Linked DNA regions of Homo sapiens: all the other regions are linked to region 2. Evidence: read pairs that join two places in POLR2A ChIA-PET (ENCODE). Cell type or tissue: GM12878. All regions are shown on one strand. Links, peaks and the distances in the headings refer to the core of each region. The heading gives the core; the rest is flanking DNA.

The links. ChIA-PET counts read pairs that join two places held together with the same protein. Peaks named below come from ENCODE experiments on the same cell type or tissue, not always from the same donor. Only the 100,000 strongest peaks of a DNase experiment are listed, where the experiment ranks them.
Region 1: POLR2A ChIA-PET joins it to region 2 with 6 read pairs; 3 of 35 experiments call an interaction of 5 or more read pairs at or near these places.
Region 3: POLR2A ChIA-PET joins it to region 2 with 5 read pairs; 3 of 35 experiments call an interaction of 5 or more read pairs at or near these places.

Annotation. Positions count from the first base shown.
Region 1 is chr6:6,784,382-6,792,025 of GRCh38, forward strand. The region is part of intron 2 of LOC101928004 (a long non-coding RNA gene); the gene reads right to left. Among named protein-coding and RNA genes, the nearest start is that of LINC03055, 97 kb to the right of the region's middle. In GM12878, for the core only: a CTCF peak has its summit at 4,188; no DNase peak of the experiment used is centred there.
Region 2 is chr6:7,233,040-7,240,683 of GRCh38, forward strand. RREB1 (ras responsive element binding protein 1) reads left to right here. Exons shown (of 13, transcript NM_001003699.4): 11 at 7,399-7,563. Among named protein-coding and RNA genes, the nearest start is that of SSR1, 76 kb to the right of the region's middle. RefSeq lists enhancers at 3,085-3,184, 3,465-3,564. In GM12878, for the core only: no CTCF peak of the experiment used is centred there; a DNase peak (open chromatin) is centred at 3,572; H3K27ac peaks cover 2,134 bases.
Region 3 is chr6:6,795,390-6,803,033 of GRCh38, forward strand. It overlaps LOC101928004 (a long non-coding RNA gene), which reads right to left and starts at 5,782. Exons shown (of 5, transcript NR_187687.1): 1 at 5,454-5,782. It also overlaps the pseudogene BTF3P7. In GM12878, for the core only: no CTCF peak of the experiment used is centred there; DNase peaks (open chromatin) are centred at 3,260 and 4,522; H3K27ac peaks cover 2,489 bases.

The DNA.
Region 1 (7,644 bases), core at 3,234-5,733, 450 kb before region 2:
TATCATTTTATTTTATTTTACCAGTTTACATGGTAAAAAGTATATATATATATATATATACATCTTTACACCTTGACCGGGTGCACAGACACATAAGCTGAAACAAAAGTTTTATGAGTCAATACTTCCCTTAATTACAGGCAATACAGGATGGTATTTTCTAACTCTATTCTATTTCATTTTAAAATGTTGATGTGACTTAGTAAATAGTTGCAGCTCACAGTTTGAAAAACCATGCCCTAGAAAATTACCTCCTGTGCAGCTGTCTAATGAAGTCAAGCAGAGTGTTCTTGAGGCAAAGGCTAGCTTTCCCATTCTCACGCAGTCCCTGCTTGCACTGCTTCTGCACTGTTTCCCAAATGCCAGTGATAATATTATTTTGACACTTGTTATAAGGGTAGGGAAGACTTTATCCAAGATTACTGCAGGATGTGGTGGCTCACACCTATAATCCCAGCACTTTGGAGGGCCGAGGCAGGAGGATCACCTAGTAGGCCAGGAGTCTGAGACTAGCCTGGGCAACATAGGGAGACCCTCTCTCTGCCAAAAAAAAAATTGTTTTTTTAAAGGACTATTGCAATAGGGACAGTGCAATAAGGGAGAGAGATTGGGCTCAACTCCAAATACAACAAAGACTGCTGGGGCCAAGGAACAAGATGGGGATGATTGGATGAAAAATTACCAAGAGGACACATCAAGGGTACAGAGATTCTTGCAAAACTGACCTAACAGAATTCTTGCTAAAGGCAGGCCAAGGATATATACATCAAAAGTGAGGGATGTTAGAAATGAAAGTGTGAAAGTGCAGTGAGAAAAGAAAATGTGGTACATAAAGAACTTGATCAGATATTAAGGGTGATCATAAATCAAGGGTGAGGGATTCTTGCTAAACTGACTTAACAGGATTCTTGCCAAGACTGGGCAGTGCAGGCTCGGCAACGACTAAGACCAAGGCCGAAGCCTAGTCGATAAGAGAGCTCAGAGGAGCCTGACTAAGCCTTGGCCAAGGAGAGTCTTTGCCACCAGCTGTGGTAAACACAAAGATGGAAATGACTTTGTTTTTACTACGGGAGGAAAAAACTCTCAGATACTGAAGTTGTCTTGCAGAAAGCAGGATTACCTAATGGTTCAAAGCATGGCCTTTGGGACTTCTAACTAAACATAGCAGATTGACCTCCAGAGGCAGGAAAGGAATTAAAAGACATCAGAAGAAGAGATCTCAGCAGGTGTTTTTATTATTATTATTATTATTATTATTATTTTGGAAGATGGAAAGCAGATAAAGAAATGGTACAGATTTAGGAGTAAGTTGTGAGCTAGGGTGCCTGCAAGGGGAAGGGGGAGAAGAGGGTGTGAGAAGAGGCCAGTCCTCTTCCAGGACTCTGAGAGCATAAGCTAAGGCACCAGATGCCTTAAAAGACAGGTGCAAGGCTTGGGTGTGAAATAGGGGAGCAGAGTGAAAGTCAGAACATGGTCTAGTTCGATCTCCATGTGCCCTTTTCTCCCTTTGACCGCAGCAACTACCCTCCAGCCCATACATACTACTTCACTTCCACCCGACCCCAGCCTGGGACTGGCAATTACACTCTGGGAGAAATTAACCTGAAATTCTCTAGACTTGGGGTCATCACACACAGTGTAAAGTAGGGGTCAATAAAACTGAAGGGACGGGGGATAGGGGTAAGTTTGCACAGTGGAGACTGAGACACACAGGGATCCCCACTTCGTCACCTCCCCCTGCCCCCGCTCACAGCTAGCATTTTACCAACCAGGGTACAGATATAGACATTAGTTCCCTGGATAGACTAAATGGTCCTGGAAAAATAAAAATAAAAAAGGATTCCTTTAGATATTGAAATATGGGAGTCCCCACAAAAATGTCCCGCTCACCACTAACCCTACTTTGATACCCACCAGTTAAAAGCCCAACCTTGAAAACACAGAGCTTCCAAGTAGCTAAGGGTCTCTAGGCAGGCAAAGTAAGACTTCAAGATTTAGAAACCGAAACAGACACAACAAAAATAAGAACCCAGGAGAAACAGAGACAACGCAGGAAAGAGAAGAAAACTTCTAAAATAAAAATAAACCAGATTACTCTCCTTAGAAAGAGAGAGAAGATATTGAATATGTAAAACTAGAATAAAATGTTTTTAATGTAAAGCAGTCAGAAAACAAGAAATTGGATCATTAAAATTCTAATAAACAATTGAAAGATAAGTCAAAGAAATCTCCCAGAAAACAGAACCAGAGGAAAAAAAGAAATAAGAGAGATAAAAGAAGAGACTTAAAAGCTCAATCCACAAGTTTCAAATTGAATGGTAGGAATTCCCGAGGCAATATATAAATTGGAAGGAAGGAAATTCTATATAAAGAAAAGTTCCTATAACTAAGTTTCTATAACTAAAAGCTAAGATTCTCAAATTGAAAAACACCACTAAAATAATAAAATTTTTAAAATGTGCCCTTTTTTGGCACAACCAAAGTCCTGTGCCATAAATTTCAAAATACCAGGGTTAAAAAGAGAATTCTATAGGGAACACATAGCAAACCAAAAAAAGGGGATCAAATGGCTTCAGATTTCTCTCCAGCAACACTTATTACAGGAAAACAATGGAGCAATGTTTCACAATTTTGAGGAAAGATCATTTATAGTCTGAAATTTTAAGCTTGTCCAGTTACAATTCAAGTGAATAGTAGGACATATACATTTTTAGACATGTAGGCACTCAAGAAAAATTACCTTCCATGCACGCTTTCTTACAAAGCTGCTAGAAGATCTGCTCCAGCAAAACAAAGGAGTAAATCAAGAAATAAGAGGGTATGGAATCCAGGAAACAGGACATCTAGCACAGGAGAGGGAAAGGGAAATAGCTGATAATGCTGAAAGAAAGGTCCAGCAAGTAGCTGACTAAGAGGGGGCTCCAGGGAAGGGTCTCCAGGAAAAGTTTGCGAAAAATAAGACTACAATTTCAGCATTTTTAAATAGAGACCTTATGTTGATAAGATCTACACTGCAGGAAGCCAGAGATTGAGGCCTACTACACTTCAATTTTTTTTTTTTTTTTTTTTTGAGACAGAGTTTTGCTCTTGTTGCCCAGGCTGGAGTACAATGGGGCGATCTCGGCTCACCGCAAGCTCCGCCTCCCGGGTTCAAGCGATTCTCCTGTCTCAGCCTCCCAAGTAGCTGGGATTACAGGCATGTGCCACCACATCCAGCTAATTTTGTATTTTTAGTAGAGACAGGGTTTCTCCATGTTGGTCAGGCTGGTCTCAAACTCCAAACCTCAGGTGATCCGCCTGCCTCGGCCTCCCAAAGTGCTGGGATTACAGGCGTGAGCCACCACGCCCAGCCCATACTTCAAGTCTTTAACAAATAAAAGCGACTGACTTTCTTTTATGAACCAAAAGTTGATGTATCTCCTTGAGATAATCAAGGAGGGAAGAGATCCTGTGACACTCAGCAGGTAAGGGGAAGGCAGACCCTAGAACTAAAAGTCAGCACACTTCGAATGTGCTATTTAAAAGGGGAATGATGATACACTTTGAAAGAGGTCATAGTATTTGTCTAGTAGAATATGTAGCATCTATAAAGTGGTCACAATATTTGCCAAAGAGAGTAAAACCTTTAAGACCAATAAAGGATCCTTGAGAGCTAAACTTCCTGTTTTCATCACTTTGTTAATTTGTTAAGATTTTAATTTTAGAATCCATAACACTGAGTTCTATTTATTCTGGAGGCTGGTTTACTTCACACTTGCCCCCCACCCAAAGAAAAAGATACAGAGAATTTACAATGTTTGAAACAGGAAAACAACATGTACATGCATTTAACATGTCTGATGGTGTGTGTGGAAAGAATTAAAGACCTATGTATTGAAAACTAAGTCTTTTTTTAAAATGGGCAGTTAAACGCAGGAAAAACAAAAATTAGTTTAGAAAAGGAAATGCAATCACGACTGATAACTCTCTACTTGGCTATGTAGTCAGCAATATTTATATAGTTTAATAATGTAAATACTGTCCAACTAATGATGTCAACAAATATGATATAATTATATTGAGAGGATACTGGAAGGGGAGTGTATAGTTGTATGGGGATGGTGTGGGGGTAAGTTGTATCTAATTGTAATGAATAGACTATTCATAAAAGTGTGAAAAGGGTTTAGGAAAACAGAGTGCAGTACCTAGCACTGACAGTAGCAGGCAGTCATTGCCACCTCTAGGCATGAGAGCTCAAGGGCAAGGTAGGAGCAATTTCTAGAACCTAAGAGAGCGGCTATATGGAGAGCACTGCCTGCCAGAAGAGGAGGAAGGGGCTTATCTAGGAGAGTAAACACTCTGGCCCCTGCATCTTCCTCCAATCCAGTCTCCTGCCAATGTCTCTCATGAGCCACACCCAACCCAGAAGCCAGTGATCAGGTAGCCTGTTCACTGCGTTCCTACAGGTCAGCCTCTTGGGAGAATGCCCAGGGTGAGAAGAATACATCTGGAAGAGGCAGATGGTGTCCAGTAGAGAGAGACAAAACTTCATCACCGGAAGATGCCAAATGTCTCAAATCAACACATCAATAAAAATTGCCGTTCTCCTATTACATGTAGAATTGAACTGGCTAACATTTGGAAGTGGCTGCCTCTGGGGAGCAGGAAGAATTGGGAGAAGGTGGGCAAGAAAACGCTGTTTTTCATAAATCTTAAACTAGTTGATTGTTAAAATATTTATGTATATTGCCTGATTAGGAAAAAATAGCAAAATATTGTAAAATGTTAAAAGCCAAAACAAACAAACAAAAAACAAAACAAAACAAAACAAAAAAACCTCAGCAGGCACAAGGAGGGGAAGAAATGTGCCAGCTTTGTCACTAAGATAGACCCCATGGATTTGAATCTGTCTAGCTGTGGGGCCCTGGGTCACTCACTTTCCCTCTCTGGCCTTAGTTTTTACAGCTGTAAAACAAAAATAGCATTTCCAACCTCAGAGAGATTTGAATGAGATGATGTATAAAAGCATTTGGTACAAAACGAGCCCTTAGATAATGAGATGCACAGAATAAAAAAGAGAGGGAGCGTGTATGAAAGTCACTAAAAGACAATAGATATCTTTATCATTGGTTTGCTTCTGTCTTTTCTACCTTCCCTTGAAACCTCAACAGCTAACAGAGTCTGGCTCATGGCAAATGCTCAGTGAAAATCTGTTGGAGGAGAGAGTAGAAGACAGCCCTAGAGGACTTTTCTGCCTTACTCCTCCATTTGCTGTAACAGGCCAGATCCAAGGGCCTTGGGATCTGCCTCTCAAAGTTTCACCTTGAGCCTGCCCTTGCAGTCAGTCACTCCCCTGATAGCCCCAGCCCACCTCCTGGCTGCCCACCTCCCTGCAGCTGGCTCCTAGACCATCATAACCCTGTTTTGCATGTGGAGCTTCTCAGAGTCATGCCCCATCCCTGAAGCATCTCCCAGCTTGTATACACATTCCCTCCACTCATCACTCTGGAGCCTTTTTTGTGGGATGATGAACCAAGTAAAGGAGCCGGGGCTGGTCCCTGTGGGACTGGTACATTGGAAAGACTGTTGATGCTCTGCCAATGGCTTCACCACAAATGCCCAGGGATGCTTTTTCAACACAGTGATGGCAAGATTGAAGAAGCACAGTGAAGCATAGAAGAGACCCCTGTGGCTCAGTCACAGGGTCAGAGAGTCAGGCCGTCCTGACTGCACCCCTGCTCATACTTCCAGGAGTGCTCCAAGGACAGGTTCTGATTTCACCTTCATGCAGCTCCCTGGCCACACATGCTTCTCCACTGGGTGCAATGCTCTGGTGGGAGGAAATGAAGTCCTTTGAATTCTTTACTCATTAATACCTATTCCCCATGCGGGACACATTTTTATGGCCTACCAGTGGCCAGTCCCCTTTCATTAATAACAGAACCCTCGTGTATGGCAGTGAGTGCCCTTTTGCAGTCATAGACCGTGGAGTCATCATGTGATCAAGGCCTGCCTCTAGGGAAGGTCCCTCTCCCTGATGAGAGAGGTTCAGGGGGAGGAAGCCCTTTGCCAAGTCTCCCTCGTCTCCTGCTTGGGTTTCCACGGTGTGCGAGGAAACATGGTGGTCATCTTTGACTAGAAAGCAGGATGTTGCTGACACGCCAAAAATGGTAGAGTAGTAAGACAGAAAGAGCCTCCACCCTTGGGGTTATCACAGAGCCACAGAATTCACCCTGGGCCATTCCTAGTGCTCTAAGTCAAGGGTCATGGGATCTTCAGCTGGTTGCAGCCCAAACAATCTTTAATGATGCAATGTGTACACCATCAACAGAGACATCAAAGTCAGTTTCGTTGCTCTTGTATTGCCTGAGAGATGTGGATGCCTTTTTGTCAAAACTCAACCCTAAACTGAGGGCATTCTTATTTTTTGTTTATTTATTTATTATTATTATTTTTAGAGATGAGGTCTCGCTATGTTACCCAGGCTGGACTTGAATTCTTGGGCTCAAGCAATCCTCCTGCCTCAGCCCCCTGAGTAGCTGGGACTATATGCATGCACCTCCATGCCCAGCTCAGGACATTCTTGCAAGGGCAACTATGATGTCTGTGGGTGGAACCAGATGACTTTGATCCCAAGAAAGGGCTCAGGCAGTCAGGCATGCACATTTGCAGCCTGAAGGCCACACACAATGATAGGAGGCAATGGAGCTTACCTTCCTTCCCTGCCCATAAACCTGATGTCACCCTGTGAGTCCTACGGATGTGAGTCACTTTGCTCTTATGATTCTGAAAGAGGGTTTGTGGAGAGGCTTCCTCGGGAGGCTGGAAAGAGAGGGGCAGGTCTCTTCCCTGCCATGATGCCAGCAAGCACTGCAGAAGTGGGACCCAGCAAGTGAGTCTTCCTGGGCGGGAGCAAAAACCTTCCTAGTTGCTACCTTTGGCCTAGTTATATGGAGAGGAGATACCACCTGGATTCTATCCTTTATCTCACCAGTGGTGCCTGGAAGGCTTCAGATTTGCAGCGTGCTTTGAAATGGTTGATTTTCTTCCTAACAGACGGGTACAAGAACCCCTCTTCAGTGCTTCCAGAAGAAATCATGTGAAAGAATACAGTCAGCCCTCTCAGGATAATGGAGACAAGTTCTCACATATTGGTGGGCACACGCATGACCTAGGGAGCTTGTTTAACAGGCAGGTTCTGGGCCTCAGCACTAGTACTTTAATTCAGGAAATCGAGGCAAGGGCCCAGGAATCTCCTTTTGAAATAAACCCTGCATGTCCTTCAACACAAGGTCATCAGACCATTGAAAAATAGATAGAAATGATTGAAATCCATTGATTATTCAGGAAGTTTCATTTTGGGCAATGATCTTTTCTCCTTTTTTTTTTTTTTTTTTTTTGAGACAGGGTCTCGCCCTGCTGCCCAGGCTGGAGTGAAGTGGTGTGATCACCACTCACTGAAGCCTCACCCTCCCCGGCTCAAGCAATCCTCCTGCTTCAGCTTCCTGAGTAGCTGGGACTACATGTGCACACTACTACACCCCACTAATTTGTTTTTAATTTTCTGTAGAGGCAGGGTCTCACTATGTTGTCCAGGCTGATCTCAAACTCTTGGCCTCAAGGGATCCTCCTGTCTGGGGCTCCTAAAGTGCTGGGATTACAGGT
Region 2 (7,644 bases), core at 2,362-4,861:
CATGCGCCACCATGCCCAGCTAATTTTTGTATTTTTAGTAGAGATGGGGTTTCACCATGTTGGCCAGACTGGTCTCAAACTCCTGACCTCAGGTGATCTGCCCACCTTGGCCTCTCAAAGTGCTGGGATTACAGGCGTGAGTCACTGCACCTGGCCTGCCCAAAAATATTTTTCAAATGTTAGTTTCTAGAAGCTGATTTTTAAAGAGAAGTTTAGGATAGGAATATACTTTAAATAATTTTGTTATCAGGTGCTTCTAGTATATAAATGGCCATACAACTCTCATCTGAATTATAATTTTCTAAATTTTCTCAGTGAACAGTCTCAGTATTCAGTGATTTGTGTTATTGAACTAAGCGCAAATTAGTGAGATCCTATCTTTTTGGAGTTTACAACCAAAATATTAATAAATAGATAGGGCCTAAAACCAAATGGTACTGGATTGGTGAATAAAATACAGAACACCAGTTAAACTTGAATTTCAGATAGACAACAAATAATTTTTAGTATAAGTATTTTTATGTAGTTCTTGGGATTTACTAAAAAATTATTTGTTTATCCAAAATTCAAATTTAGCTCTGGGCATCCTGGGTTTTTTTTGTGGGTTTTTCTTTTTGCGCTAAATATGGTAACCCAAGGTAGTCAGGAGGTTTATGACAGGATGTTGAGGGTGGGTTGTGGGAATTGGTGTGAGCTGTGCTCTGTGTCCAGGTGGAAATGCATTCACAAAGCTTTGGAGAAGCTCGTGGAAGGATGTTTCTCCTAGATGAGGTGGAACAGCAGGAGGGAGGTCATGGAGCCACCGCTGGATACCTGAACAGTGTGCAGAATGGAGCCTGGGGAGGGAGAGGAATCTGGGAGCCAGAGGGGAGTTGTGGCTGGGAGCGATAGGACTCTCAGTGGCTGCACTGGTCACCAGAGCTTGCCACACAGACACGGCATTTCCTTCTGCTGTGGTGGGTCCTTGAATCCAGGGATTGAGGAGTAGCAAGTCAGGAGTGCCTATCCAGGGAGGACTCAAGGAGAACCAGGATTTCTAGATTTGTAAAGTATGTACTGCCCTTTCATACCACTGTCTCCCTGTTAAAATAGTTTAAGCCTGACAAGTAAAGCAACCATTCTAATGATGACAGCAGTTCAGGGAAGAAAATGCATCTTCAAGAGAAGGTGCCCCTTATAGCAATGTCTTTTGCTACCCTTTTTTGGGTGCCACCTGTTTATCGCCTACTGAGAGTTTATGGAGAAGTGAGTCTTTCTGTTACCACTTTTCAGAAAGCAGATGGTCTGGATCTGATGATTGGCTTGGCTCGCCCCCTTCCTCGGTGCTCCCACCTCCCCCTGCTGTCACCCAACCTCCCCATCTTCCTCTTCTAGTATTTTCTTTTTTAAGAGTTGTGCCCATGTCTTTGCAGGTGCCTGATATGTGTTCCCATTTGTGAATCCAGTCATGATTGCCTGGCTTTTGAATGCCAAAATGTCAGTGTTGGTTTAAAATTTAGTAGCATCTGAAACTGAGCAAGAAAGCAGGAGGTTTGTTTAAGTTAGGATGGGGTAGATATAAATATAAACATTCTGCCTCTTGTCCCTTAAAAGTTATTGATAACCTTGATAGATGTGTCTGCTTTGGCGCAGTCCCTGTATCCTACCATAATATGTTCTTGGTAGAGCTAGTCTTCATGACAATCCTGTGAGGGTGATGTCATCCATGTGTTGCCACAAGGAAATTGAGGTTTACTTTTAAGGAGCTAAGTAACTTGCCTACAGCCATATGGGGAATAAGAGATGGAGCTACTGTTCCAAGCCAGGGTCCGGTTCTGTGCAACTGCCCACTGGTCAGGGTGTGTGTGCCCAGTGTGTCCTCTGTGTGAAGGCAGAAGGCGGGCAGAGTGCACCTTCCATGTCTCCCTGTGTTCCCACATGTCCACATTGCAGAAGGTTTGGAAGTAGTTTGAGATAAGGGGGGACACCACTGTGGATCAGAATGTTATTAGCTAATTTCAGACTTAATGACTACAGAATCGTGTTAGCCACATGCATAGACACTGTATGAAGGTTGGTGCCCATTGAGCTCCATTAATTTCCTTTGCTGGGCTTCACTCTCAGCTTCCAGGGATGTTCAGCATCACCACTGCTAAATCATGTTATATGGAGCACTTGGCTACATCCAGTGTCGTGTTAGAGCATTTTCCATTCACGGAGCATTAGAGCTGGAAGGAGCCTGGGAAGTCACCTGATGGCCCCTCAGCCCACAGACCTGATCTTTCTCCTGGTAGGCAGCTCTGCTGTCACTCAGAACCACATGGATCCTTGGCTCCCTAGGCTTCTGTGAGGCGCTGTCTCCAAAACTTTGAAAAAAGTCTTGAGTGTACACATGTTAAACATTGACTCTGCAGCCACCCTGCAAACAAAGGTGTTATTCGGAGAAGATGTTCTGTGGGGTATTTTTGTTTTTTCTAGTTTTTTGCTTTTGTACAGACAAGGTCTCACCATGTTACCCAGGCTGTTCTCGAACTCCTCAGCTTTGCAAAGTATTGGGATTTTAGGCGTGAGCCACGGTGCCTGGCCGTTTTGTGTTTTTGAGTACAGTGTTAAAATCTAGCTGAGTTCCAGCCAGAAGCATTGAGCAGCATCTGGTTTTGGACTGCATTTAAACAAACTGTCTACACCTTGAATGCTGGCCTCCTCCTACCCCCTCAGCAGATTACTGTACTGTCTCTACTTTGTCTCAAAACACGTGTTCTCCAGTCCTCCCAGTCCTCAAAGGGGCAGCAAGAAGCAGATCCGGTGTTCAGTGTCCAACGAGGGGTATACCTGCTGGCTGCTGGCAAGGAGCATGTGGCCTCAGCCTTTTCTTGCTCCCGGCTCAGGTTCCAGGAACTGTGTTTGATGAGGAAGCTGGCAGGGCTGTCATTTTTCATACCCCCTGGCACAGTCTCCACACACACCTGCCTTTCCTCCTTCCTTCCACTCCTCTCCAGCTCTCTCCCAGACCATACTTTCCTGCTGATGAGGACAGTTCCTGGTTCCTTACCTTTCTCTACCTAAACGCGCCACTCCATAGGAGACAAGAGTGCACTGTTCCTGCCTTTACCCCTCGGGAGCATCTCGTGTGTTTTTAGGCCACAGGTGGAGGAGAGGGTGCCAGGAAACACAGCCAGTCTGTTCTAGCCTCTGTCCTCATTTTCTTCCCCCTTCCCTTTGCTCCAGTTCCTTGTCCCACAGTGATGGGCTTGGGACTATGGGGTGTCCATTCCGGGCTTCCCTGGCTTGCTTACTTTCTCATGGGTGCTTTGAGCGCCTTTTTTGAGCCGGCTCAGGCTTTCCCCCCACACCCTTTCCTCCCTGCTTCTATCTGGCAGTGAGGGTCAGAGCTTCGGTCAGTGAGTCATCCAAACCTGGGTGTGGAAAGCACCTGGGACACCACTTGTATTTGGCTCCTTTTAGCTTTCTTAAAAGACAGCTTTGGCCGTTTGTACCCAGTCCTGTGTACACTTCTGCCAAATACAGAGAGAAAATACCAAAAGAAAGAAACCTGCCTGCAGGGGTGGAGGAGCAATGGAGAGAAGGCTGGGCTGCTCAGGCTGTCATCTTGTTACAAAAAGAAAAGCAACTGCAAGGTTTTCTATGCTAGTTAGACCCCACCTTTCTAACCCTGATTGTCTTTGAAAAATGAACAGAAATGTTTTCAGTTCTGTTTTTTTTTTTTTTTATCTTGGAGGCCAAGGCCCCAATCTCCTCATCAAACTATTCTCACTGTTCACTCTTCTCTTGCCCCAATGTCCTTCTTCGTTTCTTGACTGTTCTGGGAGAGTAAACACTGGCTAATTTTTTTTGTTTGTTTTTGGAGGTTTTTTTTTTTTTTTTTTTTTTTTTGAGACAAGCTCTCACCCTGTCACCCAAGCTAGAGTGCCTGTGTGCACCCTGGCTAGAGTACAGTGGCATGATCACAGCTCACTGCAGCCTTGAACTCCTGGCTGAGTTCAAGTGATCCTCCTGCCTCAGCTTCCCAAGTAGCTGGGACTACAAGTGCACATCACCATGCCTGGCTAATTTTTTTATTTTTTGAGACAAATTCTTGCTCTGTAGCTCAGGCTGGAGTGCAGTGGCGTGATCTTGGCTCACCACAACCTCTGCCTCCCGGGTTCAAGCGATTCTCCTGCCTCAGCCTCCAGAGTAGCTGGGATTACAGGTGCGCGCCACTGCACCCAACTAATTTTTTGTATTTTTAGTAGAGACAGGGTTTCACCACATTGGCCAGGCTGGTCTTGAACTCCCGATCTCAGGTAATCCACCAGCCTCGACCTCCCAAAGTGCTAGGATTACAGGTGTGAGCCTCCGTGCCGGCCTTTTTTTTTTATTATTATTTGTTATAGAGACAAGGTCTCACTGTGTTGCCCAAGTTGGTCTTAAACTCCTGGGCTCAAGCGATCCACCTCCGTTGGCCTCCCAAAGTGCTGGGATTATAGGCATGAGCCACTCTGCCCAGCTGGCTGATGGTTTAAGCGCTCGCGTTGGGGCTTGCAGAATGCTGTAGGTCCTGAGTGCGCAGGTAACTCACTGTGGTTACAGGTGCTTTTACAAATCCCCTTCTAAAGCAGTTATTCGTGGCAGCTACCAAATAAATAGAATCATTTGCTACTTTCTATATAGATGGCTGGCCAACAAGTGTTTTTGAAACCTGCGTTATTATAAAATACTAAACGGGCCCGTTTTCCTGCATCCCTGCAATCCAGAGAGCCCACCACTATGTAAAAATGTCAGACTTACGCAGTGAAATGTGAGCTTCTAATGACTCATGTGAGTTGTTATGTCACTTTGGGAGCCTTTGTAGTTTGATGCAATACTTTCACATCATGGATTGTTTTCTGAATTTAGCATTAATAGGGACCTTCTCATGGGGACGTCAGCCTGGCAGTCCTAACCAACTGTAAAGGTGACGCACTTACCAGTGTGAAAATTACAGAGTAAACCATGTGACAGGGGGGAGCGAGAAGCCGATTGTTTTCTTTGAAATCAAGAATCCTATCATAGTAGCTTCTTACTTGTTTTCCTCTTGGCCCAGTTCTTTTCTCAATCTGGCCAGACTCAGAGAAGCAGCAGTGTTACCTTTTGACAATAAAATGTTAAAAGTACTTTATTTTTACTTGAAATTATTAAATACTGTGTTCAATTTTAAATGAAAAACAATAAGTAATTTTTTTCATTTTATTTTATTTTTGAGACAGAGTCTGTCTGTCGCCCAGGCTAGAGTGCAGTGGCACAATCTCTGCTCACTGCCACCTCCGCCTCCCAGGCTCAAGCAATCCTCCCACCTCAGCCTCCCCAGTAGCTGGGATTAAGGTGTGCACCACCATGCCTAGCTAATTTTTGTATTTTTAGTAGAGATGGGGTTTCACCGTATTGGCCAGGCTGGTCTTGAACTCCTGGCCTCAAGTGATCTGCTCACCTTGGCCTCCCACAGTGTTGGGATTACAGGCGTGAGCCACCGCACATGACCACAAGAAGTAATTTGGAAGACGCACCATGAACACTGACATACTGTACAACTAGTCACACTTTTTTTTTTTAATGTGGATGTTTTAAAAATAAATTTTGCAGAAAACACCTGCAGAATGATATGAGGAGACCCTGAAAACAGTCAGTGGGGTTCTCCACTTTTGTTCAGGTTGCCTTGTGGAGCTACTCAGAAGCACACAGGCCGGATTTCTGGGTGTCTGATTCTGCCCTTTCCGGGTTTCTAATTCTGTTGTCTTTGATTGTTGCATCTTTATTCTTAAAAGCGCCTGAGGAGATTTGTAAGCATCATCTTAAAGGGTCTTTTAGCTCAGGAGGGAATCAATGTCCCCTGTCTCTGATTATTACTCCTGATGTGAAATTGTGGCCATGCTGTCATGGGGGCGGTGCCAGGTCCACACCTTCAGGCTCTGTATGAATGGCGCCCCCTGGAGTCGTGTGACACAGCCAGTGCCGGTTAAGGCTAGTCCCTCCTTCCCCTGGGAAAACACGTGGCCCCTCTGGCTGGTCCCCAGGTGCCAGGCCCTTGCTGTGCATTCACAGGGGAGTGCGTGGCCTTGGGCACCTGCACTAGTTCAGGCTTCTATCGACATTAATCTAACGCCAGAGGCCCCTGTGATCTGTGTTTCCAGGGAGCTGTGTTTAATTGTGGCAATCCTAGGGTTATGAGACAAAAGTACTGGGCCCCAGCTCTGAAGTCATGTTGGTTAACACACAAAACCTTTTACCCTGTAACATTAGCAACTGGGACCTTGGACTCCAGCAACTTGGGGGAAAGGGAGGAATTCAGTGATACACAAGTGATGCACCACCAACTTCCGCCTCCTGAAGGCCCCTGATCCCCTCCCTCCTCCTCTCTTTTCCTCTCCACCTCCTTTTTCCCTTGTGCTTTCTTTCTCCCTCACATGCATCCGCACAAACCCAGGACAAGTTGTAGAGGAGCTTCTATTGCATTTTGAAACATGATGTTTACAGCACAAAAGGAATCCAAGTAAAAGGAGAGGGTAGGCAGACCAAAGCAGGAGGGGACTGTGCCTCTCTCAGTGGCTCACCCATCTGTGCGTTTGGGATGGGTCTAGGGGCGAGGCAGGGCTGCCAAAATGTCCTCTTCACATGCACATCTGTTGAGTGGAGCACATGATCAAATGCAGACATAGTTACGTATTGGTCACTCATTTGCAACCAAGCTTGGAGCAGGGGGAACAAAGAACCTTTAATGAGAAGATCTCCTGACTGTTGCCACCTAGGACCACAGTGAACTTGAACAGAGGTCACTGCAGGATGTCTCGGCAAGTCAGACAGGAGTTGTCCTGGGAAGTCAGAACTCACTGCTCCCGTTCCCCTGTGGGAGGGACACAGCCACCAAGGCCAGGAAGGGGGACTGGCCACCCTGGCTGGGGGCTGTCCCTGACTTCTTCTCTTCATGGGCCCCCAAAGATACCCAGGGGTTCCCCATTGGATTTCCTAGTGTCCATATTACGGTGTCCTTGCCACACTAGAACTCGTTAGAGGGCGTCTTTCTCTTTGTGATAGAATATAGGTGTTTTCTTGCTGTGCTCTAAAATCTCTTCATTCGCTTTTTTTTGTTGTCGTTAATATTTTAATTGTAATACCGTTGTTTTACTTTAAATGTATATTTTTCAGTTTCATTTATTTTAGTATTTTGAGGACAAAAATTCATATTCCATTCAACTTAGGAAAAGGGAGAATGATCATTTTAGTCATTGATGGTTTTTTTTTTTCTAATGTGTTTTGTTAATTTTCTTGAAGGGATGGAGGAGGGGGGAACAACTGCCAATGATCCCAGGAGAATAAACAAAAGCGACTTTTCTATTTCATTGCAGTAGAAAGCCAGATAAATATATATTTTTTTTCCTGCTTCAGGTCAGAAACCCTTCCCTTGTCAAAAATGCGATGCCTTCTTTTCTACCAAATCTAACTGTGAACGCCACCAGTTGCGCAAACACGGAGTTACCACCTGTTCCCTGAGAAGAAACGGGCTTATCCCCCAGTCAAAAGAGAGTGATGTTGGATCCCATGATAGCACAGGTAGTGCCGCCAGGTGAACAAGAACCCAGGAAGAGGGAGAGAGAGGAGTTCGGTTAAGAATTGTAGCAAACTCCAGTCCGA
Region 3 (7,644 bases), core at 3,234-5,733, 440 kb before region 2:
TTATTTCTTTCATCTTGTCGGAGCAGAAAAGGGGCAGCACGGGGGTCTAGGGTGGGTGTTCAGGGGGTCTCAGGTGAACCAGCTGAGATTAGGCGCACACATGCAGAGATGCCCATTTGTTCATCTTTAAACTGGAGATAGTAATGCCAGCTCCTCAAAGTCATTGTGAGGTGACTCAATAACCCATGCAAAGTCCCTGGAAAGCAGTTGCTGATGAATAAATGGTGGTTTCCTCCCTTGCTTGCCTACAATGAAGACTTGCAAAATATTTGTCCAACTGAGAACATCTTGAATAAGTTAAAAGAGGAAAACAAATCATATTCAGATGTGAATGTGACTTGTAATTTACCTCCAGGGAAGATTCCAGGAGAAGAGTTCAAAATCACCTGAGTGACGCATCACACTGGAAAAAGTGCCCTGCTTCCCAGGTGACCTCAAAGGACAGTGCTCCCTTGGAAACATGAACCCAGGCAGGTTTTGCTTTTATTTTCAAAAAACGTCATTCCTCTGCATGGCGGCTGCACCTCATAAATGGGCCAGTTTGGCTTTTACCATCTCTCCATTCTCTGCTCAACCTTGGTAGACTCACTCGATGATCACCAAAATGGCTCAAAATCAGGCAAAAAGATTAGGAGACATAGAAATGTCTGGAGAGACCATCTGCCTCTGAATTTCCTGCTAAGTAAGCATGAACATCTGTATTGAAGAAGCCACTTTGTATTACTTGCTGCTAAAAACACCGTAACTGGGCGTGGTGGCTCACGCCTGTAATCGCAGCACTTTGGGAGGCCAAGGCGGGAGGATCATGAGGTCGGGAGATCGAGACCATCCTGGCTAACACGGTGAAACCCCGTCTCTACTAAAAGAAAAAAAAATACAAAAAAATTAGCTGGGTGTGTTGGCAGGCGCCTGTAGTCCCAGCTACTTGGGAGGCTGAGGCAGGAGAATGGCGTGAACCCGGGAGGTGGAGCTTGCAGTGAGCCGAGATCATGCCACTGCATTCTAGCCTGGGTGACAGAGTGAGACTCTGTCTCAAAAAACAAAACAAAACAAAACAAAAAAAAACAAAAAACACCGTAACTGATTTAAACAAAAGAAGCAATTATGCCAGGTTCTCTTGTAGTCAGAATTCAGGTTGAGACTACAAAATGTGTTATGGGGAAATGGGCTTAAGGGGTCATAGAAAGCACATTGATCCATGCCTAGGTGTGGAGCCCTTGCTAGGCACCAGGTGCTATTTTTTTTTTTTTTTTTTTTTTTTTGTGATAGAGTCTCACTCTATCACCCAGGCTGCAGTGCAATGGTGTGATCTTGGCTCACTGCAACCTCCGGCTCCTGGGTTCAAGCAATTCTCCCTCCTCAGCCTTCCGAGTAGCTGGGACTACAGCTGCCCACCACCACACCCGACTAATTTTTGTATTTTTAGTAGTGATGAGGTTTTGCCATGTTGGCCAGTCTGGTCTTGAACTCCTGACCTCAGCTAATTCACCTGCCTCGGCCTCCCAAAGTGCTGGGATTATAAGCGCGAGCCACCGTGCCCAACCCACCAGGTGCTACTCTAAACCTTTCATGCACTTGGTCCCTTGCAGCCTCCCACGAGCCACGTGTTCTTACTGCTCCCTCCACCAATGAGGAAACGAAAGCATCGAGAGGCTGACTAAATTACCCAAGGTTGCAGAGCGAGTGCGTGGAACAGCAGGATTTGCACCCAGGCAGTTGAGCTCCGGGGTTCACCTTCTTTATCACTACCCCATTGGGCACCTGGTAACAGATGGTTCCCCCCAGAGGCCATCATCTGGGGTCCCACCTGCCTGAAAGTGTCCACAGTCTTCACATTTGGTCTCATTTCCAGAGGGGGAAGAAATGAAGACAGCATGAGGTGCAAAGAATGATCTGTTCCATGCCTCAAGCCCATTGATATGGTCTGGGTCTGTGTCCCTGTCAAATCTCATGTAAAATTGTAATCCCCAGTGTTGGAAGTGGGGCCTGGCGGGAAGTATTTGGATCACGAGGGCAGATCATTCATGAATGGCTTAAAGCCATCCCCTTGGTGATGAGTGAGTTCTTTGAAGAGCTGGTTGTTTAAAAGTGCGTGGCACCTCCTCCCTCCCTCTCTGTTGCTTCCACTCTGGCCGTGTGATGTGCCCGTGTATGTGCCTGATCCTGCTTCACCTTCTGCCGTGAGTAAAACTTCCTGAGGCTTTGCCAGAAACCAAGCAGATGCTGGTGCCATGCTTCTTGTACACCCTGCAGAACTGTGAGCCAATTAAACCTCTTCTCTTTATAGATTACCCAGTCTCAGGTATGCCTTCATAGCAATGCAAGATTGGCCTAACATACCCATGCTTTCTCTCTAGCAGTGTTAACACCCTCCTCACAGTCTCCAGGTCACCCACTCTGTCCACCCCTTGCTGCCTCCCTGCGCCCCATCTCTGTGCTTTGAGCCCCTGGCCTTCCTGCTCTCCCTTTCATGCCCAGGCCAGCAGCTCCTCTTCCTATTAAGGACAAGTCCATGTTGCTTTTGCAGATGCTTGCTTCCAGTCAGGCTTCTTCTGAGGAAATGTATTCCACTTTCACATAGAGATGAGAGGAAAAATCAAAGTAAACAGACATAGAGAAAGCATGCAGTGTGCAAAGCCCCTTATCCCTACTCAATAAACAACTGCTAAAATCATGGTAACGATGCCTAACTTTAAAAAATTCAGTTCAGTTCTATACATTTCAGGCTTATGAACACTTGCAAATATTGCAGTTAAGATGTGTTAAACACCTCTTCTTTCATTAAAAAAAGAAAATCTCACAAATAAAATCCACAATAGTAATAGGTTTAGTGTACGCCCTTCTAAGCACAGTCAAGACAACCGCCTGTGTTCTTTTTCTACCTGACAAAATATAGCTGTCATGCTTTAGTCACAGAATTACAATGCTTTGCTTTCATGACAAAAAACACTGATTAGGTTTTTAACATGTGCCAGGTTCTGTGCTTGGGGGAAACCAAAATTGTGTGTCAAACAGTCCCTGGAAGCTGACACCATGTTCTGTAAGATGATGATAGAGTTCCAGAGCAGAACACCTCCTCACCCTGAAAGGCCTCACAATGCTCCATCAACGGTGATCTCTGCTGAGCAGAGGCACAAAGAGGCAACGTGACATTTGGTGACAGCAACAGACTAGGACTTGGGGTTTTGTCCCTAGGTGGCCCCTGCAGTTGCTGCTTTGCTTTTTAGGACATCTTTCTTGCTTGTCTCTGTGGGTAAATGCTGACTTATTCTGCAAAACCACACTCAAAAAATGCCTCCTCGATTCCCCAAGACCCAGAAACTTGCTATTTTGCACTGTTCACTGCAGCTCGTAGCTGCCACATTGAGTAATCATTCATTTGCAACTTTAAAAGGAAGAGAACTCACTCTATTCATTCTTGGAATCCTCATCTCCCCGCTCTGTCCCTCAGCACTCATAACACTGTGGCTGGCAAAGGAAGATGGTGGAAGCCAGATGAATAAAACATGAGTGGGTGGCAGAATGTACACCACTGGTGAAGGGGGCTCACTCCCTCAAGGATGTCACTTTGTTCACAGGTATCTCCAACTTTGGTCTCCTCCTCACCACTTCCCTCCCCATCCCAACCGTAAAAAGACATAAAGATGGCGTCCTAGTCCTTTTTCTATTGTTTATAACAGAATACTGGAGACTGGGTAATTTAGAAGAAATGAAATGTCTTTCTTACAGTTCTGGAGGCTGGGAAGTCCAGGGTCAAGGGGCTGCATTTGGGGAGAGCCTTCCTGCTGGTAGGGACACTGCAGAGTCTCATGACAGCACAGGGCATCTTGTGGGGAGAGAGCTCACTGGGCAGGCACAGGCCTCTCTTCCTGTCATAAAGCCAGCCACTCCCAAAACAACCCTTTAATTCATTAATCCATTAATCTATGAATGGATTAATCCACTCATGAGGGCAGAGAGCCCTCATGACACATTCACCTCTTTTTTTTTTTTTTTTTTTTGGAGACGGAGTCTTGCTCTGTCGCCCAGGCTGGAGTGCAGTGGTGCAATCTCGGCTCACTGCAAACCCCGCCTCCCGGGTTCAAGTGATTCTCCTGCCTCAGTCTCCCGAGTAGCTGGGACCACAGGCACATGCCACCACGCCCAGCTAATTTTTTGTATTTTTAGTAGAGACGGGGTTTCACCGTGTTAGTCAGGATGGTCTCGATCTCCTGACCTCATGATCCGCCCGCCTTGGCCTCCCAAAGTGCTGGGATTATAGGCGTGAGCCACCGCGCCCGGCCGACCCAATCACCTCTTGGGTCCCACCTCTCCATCCTGCCACACTGGGGCTTGAGTTTCCACAAGAGTTTGGGAGGGAGCAAACATTCAAACCATAAGCATGGAAAGAGTCTCGTCCGTGATACAACAGCCTTCCTTGAACATTCCTTCTCAGCCATCGAAAGCCTTTTGAAAACTGGCTGCTTGGCTTTCATGTGGCCAGAAAATTTTGTAAAAGCCAACTGTGGTTCTAAGAAAAGATTTTGCTGAGTGAAGTGAAACTCCTCTCATAGCTGCCTGCAGACTGAGGGCAACTTCCCCAGTGTGGCCTCTAGAGAGGAGGGGGAGCCCCAGCTGAGCCCGGGTGGTGAGGGGTGGGGAGTCGGGGGGACTGAGGGTCTTGCTCCACCTGTGAAGGAATGAGCATAAAGAAGGCCTGGCCCAGGAGCCCAAGGCTTAGAGACAGACAGCAGCCAGCGTCCTATCTCTGCAGCTGCTGTTCCCTCTGCTCTGAAGCTCTTACCCACAGATACCCAGCTCACCCTGAATGGAAAACACTAGCCAAATGCCACCTCCTCCAGGAAGTCTTCTGGGGTTCTTCTGGCCAGAATTAACCACCCTTTCCATTATCCTCCTTTGTCATGGCCCTATTCTACCCAGGAACATTGCTATATTTGTTGGCATGATGGTAAACCCTAGAGGTTGGTGACTGTATCTTAATCTTTTTGTTCCCTCCACCCTATCCACACTCATTCTCCCTCTCCTTTCTCTTTCTCTTTCTGTCTCTTCATTTCTCTCTCCATCTCCCTCACTGTATATCTCTCTGTCTCACTCACCCTCCATCTCTCCATCTCTCTCTGTTTCCCTCTGTGTCTCTCTCTCACTCCTCCCTCTGTCCCTCACATACCTTCACATTCTCTGTTTCTCTCTCTCTCTCTTTCACACACACACACACACACACACACACACACACACACACACACACTCAGCACAGTGCTGGTCCTGAGAACCTTTCAAAGGAGCCTGTTGAGTAGCTCTCGGAGAATCTCTCCACTTCCACAAAGAAGGGTGACTAATTCCTTCCAGTGCTTAATGGGGAGAAGTGAGTTTTCAAATCTATCTGAACCACAAAAACTGAGCTCAAGCCACACCAGTTCAGACCCCTTTGGTGGCCCAAGAAAATACTCACTCACTTTGGCACGGCTCCTGGATTTTCCGGTTCCCTTGCATTTTAGAAAGCAGAGTAGTTGCCCCCACTTCTGGGTGCCTTGCTTCGTGCCCATATCATCCGCTCACACTAAAGCTTCTGAGACTCTATGCAAAATAATGTTGAAGACCAGAGATGCCATGGAGAACCATGAATTTACAAGTGAGGAAACCAAGGACCTGAGGACAAGGTGCTGTACCAGTTTCACAGCCGGCTGGTGGCAGGACACAAGGTGCTGTACCACAGTTTCACAGCCAGCTGGTGGCAGGACTTGGGCCCAGGCCTCTGGCTCTGCCGAGTGTTCCCCTGTATGGTGGGTGGGAGGTCCCCTGACAGTGACTTTTGCTTGGTTTTCCTTTTTTCTTTTTTTTGAGGTGGAGTCTCACTCTGCCACCCAGGCTGGAGTGCAATGGCGCAATCTCGTCTCACTGCAACCTCCGCCTCCTGGGTTTAAGCGATTCTCCTGCCTCAGCCTCCTGAGTAGCTGGGGTTACAGGCATGTGCCACCATGCCTGGCTAATTTTTGTATTTTTAGTAGAGATGGGGTTTCACCATGTTGGCCAGGCTGATCTTGAACTCCTGACCTCAGCCGATCTGCCCACCTCAGCCTCCCAAAGTGCTGGGATTATAGGCATGAGCCGCTGTGCCCAGCCCGGTTTTCCATTTAAAAAGCAGAAATAAAGGTTTCACGTTTTATGGTACTGTCAATTCTTAAGATTCAACTAATAAGGAGGAGAAAAAGAAATTTCAACAGGGGAGGCACCAGATGCCTTCACAAACCTTGACCTTCCTTTAGGCTGGCCACAGGTGCTGCCTGACCACCCCTCACCAGCAGCCACGCCTGGTGCACTTAGTTACTGCAATGTGGAGCAGTTTCCTGATCTTGAGGGAGGCCATGGGGATGGGCGGCCATGGTGGGGTGGGATGCCCTGGCCTTGCTCTGCGACACAGCCCTGCTCCCTGCCTCCTTCCTGCACCTGTGGTGAGAGATAATAAACTGGACAAGGCCCCAGCGGTTGCAATTCCAGGCAGTGTGGCACCCTGGTGGAAATACATGGAGAAAAGCGGGGCCAAGCCCTCAAGCATGAGGGAAGAAGGGATCAGGGAGGGAACAAGAAAGAAGCATTACCACGTTGCTGCTGCCAGGAATCAGAACACTTGAGCCTCTTAAAACTAGTGAGTGGCAGGGCTGGAGAGGTTCCCCTGTGTGTGAATGAAAAACTAACCCAGGGATTACAACACGTGCCTTCCTGGCTCTCCTCTCTGGGCCTGGAATGGCTCCTGCCTCAGTTTACCCATCTGAAAACTACCTAATGAGACGCATCCTCGGCCCAGGGGTGGGAAAGGATGAGTGAGTGGAGGCAAGGGGGATGGCCCGGGTGGCCGGCTGCATTCTCTGCTGTCCACCCTCCTGCCCTCCTTCTGGCCACGTCACCTCTCCTCCCTCTCCTTGAATCAGATTGACCCAATAACAGCCTGATCATCCAACTTCCACCCCATAGGCATCTCCCAAGACACACTGGGTTGAGAATGACTGTGCTGCCACTCCTCACCGAAAATCTCTCCCTTCTATGAACACCTCCCTGCTGGGACCAGCCCTCCCTCTCAGGTCGCCAGTTGCCGCACCAGCCCTTGTTGCGTGCTGGGGACAACACCATCACTTAGCTCATCACAGTCTCTTCTTGCCCCCTCAGTGTCGTTCTTGGCTTCCACAAGGGTGCTGGGCTCCTGACATCAGCACCCAGCTCCTTGGGACACACCCCCCTGCCATCTGCTTGAATCAGGAGCCAACATAGGGAGGCAACCTGGAGTCCTCAGGGTCCCTATGAGCTGGGGACAGAGCGGTCATCATTACTTACACGGTCAAGATGTCCTCTTTGTTCTTGGTCATGAGCTTGTTCTTTGTTGGAGGGAAAAAAATTGAGGGATGTTATTCTTTAATAAAAGTTTAAAGAAAAAAGAGTGGAGGGAGTGGCGAGGAGCCAGGGAAGAGGATGTTGTAGAAATCGGGAGAGGGGAGATGAGGGAGCACCTGCTCGGAGACAGTCCTTTTCAGGCCATGCAGTGACACCTGGACCTCGAGGTGAGCCACAAGCACGGTGGGATGCTTCCCGTCCATGGCACCACCGCAGGGGCTCCCTACGGGATCTGAAGGGTGAGGAAGGTGAGGACGGCCA